Regions from separate parts of the Homo sapiens genome. Here region 1 is linked to region 2. A link is a loop called in an ENCODE intact Hi-C map of the cell type or tissue named here. Cell type or tissue: B cell. All regions are shown on one strand. Each heading gives the region's core, and the rest is flanking DNA. Links, peaks and the distances in the headings are about the cores only. Region 1 overlaps LINC02257 (long intergenic non-protein coding RNA 2257). Region 2 overlaps LINC02474 (long intergenic non-protein coding RNA 2474).

Region 1 (2,920 bases), core at 114-2,613, 45 kb after region 2:
TGGGTGGTGTTTTCTCTCATGGTTGACAAGATTGAGGGTCCCACTCCCTCTCTAATCAAGCCATTCATATTACATTAATTAATTAATTAATTTTGAGACATGGCCTTGCTCTGTCACCTAGGAGTGCAGTGGTACAATCACAGCTCACTGCAGCCTTGACCTCCTGACCTCTTACCTCAGCCTCCTGAGTAGCTGGGGCAACTGGTGTGCAGCTGTGCTATGCCTGGCTAATTTTTGCATTTTTCATAGAGATGGGGTATTGCCATGTTGACCAGGCTGGTCTCAAACTCCTGGACTCGAGCAATTCTCCTGCCTTGGCCTCCCAAAGCATTGGGACCATGAGTATGAGCCACTGCACCTGGCTACCATTCCTATTTAATAAAGAAGGATAGCATTTTCACCGGAATTTTGCTCAGAATTGAACCACATGCTGAAATTCATTTTGGGCTGGGCTTAGGGCGTGTGCTCAAAATATGTTTTACTTTAGGATGGGTCCTGCTCTGGAGAACCCCACATCTTCCAGCATCATGATTCTAACTGTAGGAATGCCAACTTCAGAAATACTGAGAACATATTTTGATTTCTGGCTAAATGTCATGATAGTGAGGACTTGTGAGGAGTAAACCAAATAAGCCACAAGTAGAAAGCTTGATATACTTCACTCTTTCCTTGGCCTTGCCCTTATTAAGCAATTAAATATGTGTTTATACACCTAGTCTATCAACGGACAGTGGGGAGCAACTCCAGAAGCCTGGAGAAAAAAAATATTGTTCGACCATTATATTAACATGACTTATTGACATCAGTTATCTGTAATAAGGCATATGGGATTTTGTGAGGATTGAAGGAGAATTTTTTCTTGTTATCTTCTTTAATCCTGTATTTTCCCTTGTATTATGCAGTCCTTATTTATTAAAGACTGTAGGAAGAGACTATGAGGAAATGTCATTGTTGAGATGAAGGGGCAAGTGTGTATTTTATAGATGGTGATGTGGTAAAGGAGATCTACTCATAAATAAAAGCAGTATTTTATGAAAAGAAAGTCATAGCAGTGTGCTGGCAGGCAGACTCTACAGATGGGGAGGGGACTGGGAACTGGACCAAGGCTAAGTGGCAATCTGGTTGACAACAGAGAAGAGTCTGGGGGGAAGCAACTAGCTCTCGTAGTGGTTTATGACATCAGTCACCACCAGCAGGGGCTGCCAGCTGGTGCAATACCAGGGACCCAAGCAGGTGGGTGAAGCCAATAATGAGAAAGCATGCAGGAGACACTTGCAAATTCAGACCACAGGCTGGCAGCTCTTGGGTAGTGAAGCCTGGCCACTGGGCTGATATTCAGAACAAGAATTTAGAAGGTAGAATTAACACCTGAAACTGAAGCATGTGGAAGCATTTGGCGAAAGAATTGCTGTTTGAAAAGAGGCTAAACTGCAGCTGGAAACTTGGCATGGAAGCCCAAAAGCCCTGGGTCTCAAGTCTGTGTAACGTGGAGGTGGGCTGAGATGATTTCAACACCTTCTGCTTCAAATTCCCATTTGCTGGTAACTAGGAAGGCTGTGCTATGGGAAGGTTGAAGAGGACAGCTGCAGGTGACAAGAGGTGGGGCCAGTACGGATTATGGTGGAAATCTATGTTTACCATTAAACAGAGGCTGGAACTAGTTAACTCTGAGGAAAAGTCAGGAAGTAACCACACACTTAGTCTGCATAGTTGTTGCGTTCAGATTGTTTTGGAGTGAACATAAGGCACCAAGATTTAGTGAATGAAAGATGAGACAAAGAGTCAAAATGCTGGAACTTAACAGACTCATTTCTATCAGTGGTCTTGGCATGGACAAGGCACTGAATCTCTCTAAGAGGCAGTGTCATTATCTATAAAAGTGTATCTGCCTTGTTGTCCTCAATTCCCCAAACATTAATCTGTGCCAAATGTGATGCTAGGGACAAAGATGAGGAATGAGTGGCCCCTACCTTGGGGAGGCCACAGTCTTCCAGTCTCCCAAGAGACAGCAGGAGAAATAGAAAAGGATGAGGCATTGACACGTACTGTGTTCCAGACTCGGTGCTTCACACATGTGATCTCATTTAAATATTTTATAAAGTGATCGGGCAGGTATTATTATTTCCTCTCTCAAGGATGAAGCGATGAAGGCTCAAAGAAGGATTCCAAGGTCATCATTTGGGTAAATGGGGAAGCCATGTCTTGAGCCCAGGTATGTCATCCCTTAAATCCCAGGATTTTCCCAACATCCCCCACTGTTCAGGAGAGAGAGAGATGGGTAAAAAACTCACCTTATATGTTTGAAGGCCAGCATCGATTGGAACCCAGGGAGGAGGCAGAAATGTTTTTTCTGAGTTTAAAAAATGTTGACATATGGGGGAAGATGAAAAAGGGCATTTAGGAAATTCAGGTAGTATGATTTGTGTGACAGTGGATTTTCTTCAGCTGCAGACAGAATCTGAGGGTGTGAAATTGCAAAGGTAACCTTCTCATCCTATATAGCCTTTCCCACTAAGGAGTCTGGGCACATGCAAGCTGTGTGCAAAAGCATCATCTATCCCTGGGGAGATGAAAGGGTGGCCTTAATGGGACAGGAGGAAAATCAATAATGTATCACTTTGGAGCAAGGAGCTGGGTGACCAAGCACAAAATGTCAGCAGCCTGACAAGGCAAAGGCAGCCTTGGCCTGGGGCAACTGATATTGATTGTAATAAGCCCAAAACAATTAGCTTATGAATCTGCCTCCCAACTACTTTGCGTTCCTTCTCAAAATACGTACTTTTAGATCCACAATGAACCATTGCCCCCTGGAAGGCTGGTTCTGCTATTTGGAAGGACATGAAGAGTCATGCCACATGGCTGTTAGCTCCTCATCACACAGGGTTTGGCAAAAGGAAGAAGGGGTTTTAGAATGTCTGAG
Region 2 (2,920 bases), core at 321-2,820:
TTAAATTTTGGTAAACTCTTGTTTATCTTTTTCAATGTTTTAACTATTTGGTTAGTACTTTTTGTATGCACCATTACACCTAAGAACCCACTTGCAGAATTTTTTGCTTCCTTTTCTGCTATTTGTGAGATCTGCTTGTTTGGAAGTTTTAGGACCTAGAGAGAAAACATTTCCACCAGGGGATACAACAATAATTCCAATAAATTGGAAGATGAGGTTGCCACGTGGCCACTTTAGGATCCTTGTGCCACTGAACCAACAGGCAGAAAAAGAGGTCATCCTACTGGCTGAAAGAACTGGTCCCAATTTACCAAGGGAAACAGGCCACTGCTCACAGCAGAGGCAAGGAGAATTCTCCTGGGTACCTTTTAATACCATTATGCACAGTAGTAAAGGTTAATGAAAAGCTATAGCAAAAAAAAAAAAAAAAAAACAACAACAAAAAGGCAGAAAAAGCAGAACAACAAGTGAGCCCTTAAAGAATGAAGGTTTGGATCACTCTACCAGGTAAAGAACCCCAAACAGCTGAAGTTCTGACTGAGAAAGATGAAAATATAAAATGGATTATGGAAAAATAAAATCATAGATATCAATTGTGAATAGCATTTTAACCATAGATGTCAATTATGAATAGCATCTTAACCAATTATAGAAATGAAGACCGTGGTCACTTTGCATATTTATCTTATTGTATGTACAAGGGACTTCCAAATTTGTGGAAAAATAAAATTAACAAGTAAAAACATAAAATATAAACTTTATTTTTCAATATGAGTTCCGTTAAGTTCAAGTCACTTTTATAAACAATGACATCAGCCATTTGGTTCATTCATAAAGAACTGAGGGTCTTGGGAATTTAACTATGTCAGTGCAATCTTTTTCATATTATCAACTGAAGAAAAATTTTTTTAAGATTAGGAAATCTTAAATAGCTATATACTTTAACTTAAGGTAAAAAGTTTCTTAAGATTAGGAAACAAAAAGAAGTTAGAAGGAACCAAACCAGGACTGTAAGGTGGATGCCTAATGATTTCTCATGGAAAATCTCACAGAATTGCCCTTGTTTGATGAGAAAAATGAGTAGGAACATTGTCATGGTGAAGAAGGACTCTCTGGTGAAACTTTCCTGGGTGTTTTTCTGCTAAAGCTTTGACGGACTTTCTCAAAATACTCTCATAATTAGTAGATGTTATTGTTTTTTGGCCCTCCAGAAAGTCAACGAGTAAAACACCTTGAACATCACCAAAAAACTTTGCCATGACCTTTGCTCATTGCTCATCTGCTTTTGCTGTGACTTGACCATTTCCACCTCTTGGCAGTCATTGCTTTGATTATGCTTTGATTATGTCTTTGGGATCATATTGTAAAGTCATGTTTCATCTCCTGTTACAGTTCTTCAAGGAAATGCTACAGGATCTTGATCCCACTTGTTTAAAATTTCAATTGAAAGTTCTGCTGTTATTTGCAGCTAACCTGGGTACAACAGTTTTGGTACTCATTGAGTGGAAAGTTTGCTCAATTTTAATTTTTCACTCAGAATTGTGTAAGGTGAACCAGCTGTCTACATTGTTGGCTATTGTCAGTGCTGTTAATTGTCAGTCTTCCTCCGTTAGGGCATGAACAAGATTAATTTTTTCCTTCCAAATTGATGTAGATGGTCTGCCGTTGCAGGCTTCATCTTCAACATCATCTTGTTTCTTCTTAAAATAAGTTATCCATTTTTAAACTGCTGATTCATTTGGGGTATTGTCCCAATAAACTTTTTATAAAGCGTCACTAATTTCATCGTTCTTCTACCCAAACTTCATCATAAATTTGATGTTTGTTCTTGCTTCAATTTTAGCAGAATTCATGTTGCAATATAGGAGTCCTTTTCAAATGGATGCCTTATCCTTCTCAGTGCTTCAAATTAGATTCTGTTCAGGCATGTTATAACAAGTTAGCACGAGTTTACTTTTGTGCCGAAAATGTTTGAAATCCACACATCTATTTTTATATATATAAAAAATACACATTTTCCGTGAACTTTTTGAAGACCCCTCATATAAGCTAACATTTTCTTCTTCTTATTTTTATTTTACATATAAGTTCTTGTGGGTTAATTTTATAAATTTATTTTTAGGTAACAGAGACTGTGACAGGATTTTAGAAATATTTAATATATAGCCAATGATGAAAATAATGACAACTGAGACTGTGCATCTCCTCACTGTAAAGCAAAGCTGAGGACTTCTTTACATTTTAAGACAGCTGTATCTTTTTAGGTGAAATATAGAGTTGTTTCATTGTTGCACAGAAGTGTAAATATGTATAGAAGGGTATACGTAGAGACTGTGGAGCCAAATACTTTACTGTGCCAGTTGTCAGCTTATTTTCTTTCAGCTCCAACTCCATCCTTCATTCACTATTCTGTGGATAATGCAGCTGGACCCTGCAAATATTTCTTCTAAGTCAGCTGACATAATGTTAAGCTTTGTCAGTAGAAGTTATTGGTGGAATACTGCAGGAGGAAGGGGATTCTCTTTCTGATTACAGTGTGTTTGTTTCATCAACCTCCTTCAGCATACCTGGTTTCTCCAGCACCCAGTTCTAGCAGCCCAGGAGCTTCTCCAGAACTTGGTTCCTACAATACAGGTAGCTTTTCTAGTATACAGATTTCACTGCAAATGGCAGCCAGCAGCACCTAGCAGCCAGAAGCTTTCCTTGACACCTCTTCAGGCAGCTTTGTAGCAAAGTATTGCCAGCAAGATGCATCCTGCAGACAGTTTCCTGAGTTTGGAATTCCCTACTCTTTACCTCCAAACATTCCTATCCTTTAATTCCCACCACAAAAGTCACCTCCACAAAGTGTTTCCTGATCCTTCCAGTTAGAGTTCATTGCCTTCTTTTCTGAATGGCCACACCTTTTTCATGTATGTTC

What was found. Peaks named below come from ENCODE experiments on the same cell type or tissue, not always from the same donor. Only the 100,000 strongest peaks of a DNase experiment are listed, where the experiment ranks them.
Region 1: a loop joins it to region 2, with 1.9 times the contacts of the local background. A loop is called at or near these places in 2 of 110 quality-filtered maps.

The regions. Positions count from the first base shown.
Region 1 is chr1:221,938,086-221,941,005 of GRCh38, reverse strand. The region is part of intron 1 of LINC02257 (long intergenic non-protein coding RNA 2257); the gene reads left to right. Among named protein-coding and RNA genes, the nearest start is that of LINC02474, 27 kb to the left of the region's middle. RefSeq lists an enhancer at 1,337-1,516. In B cell, for the core only: a CTCF peak has its summit at 1,227 (motif pointing right); a DNase peak (open chromatin) is centred at 1,225; H3K27ac peaks cover 369 bases.
Region 2 is chr1:221,983,757-221,986,676 of GRCh38, reverse strand. It overlaps LINC02474 (long intergenic non-protein coding RNA 2474), which reads right to left. Exons shown (of 3, transcript NR_149071.1): 3 at 1,713-1,916. Among named protein-coding and RNA genes, the nearest start is that of LINC02257, 6.7 kb to the right of the region's middle. In B cell, for the core only: no CTCF peak of the experiment used is centred there; no DNase peak of the experiment used is centred there.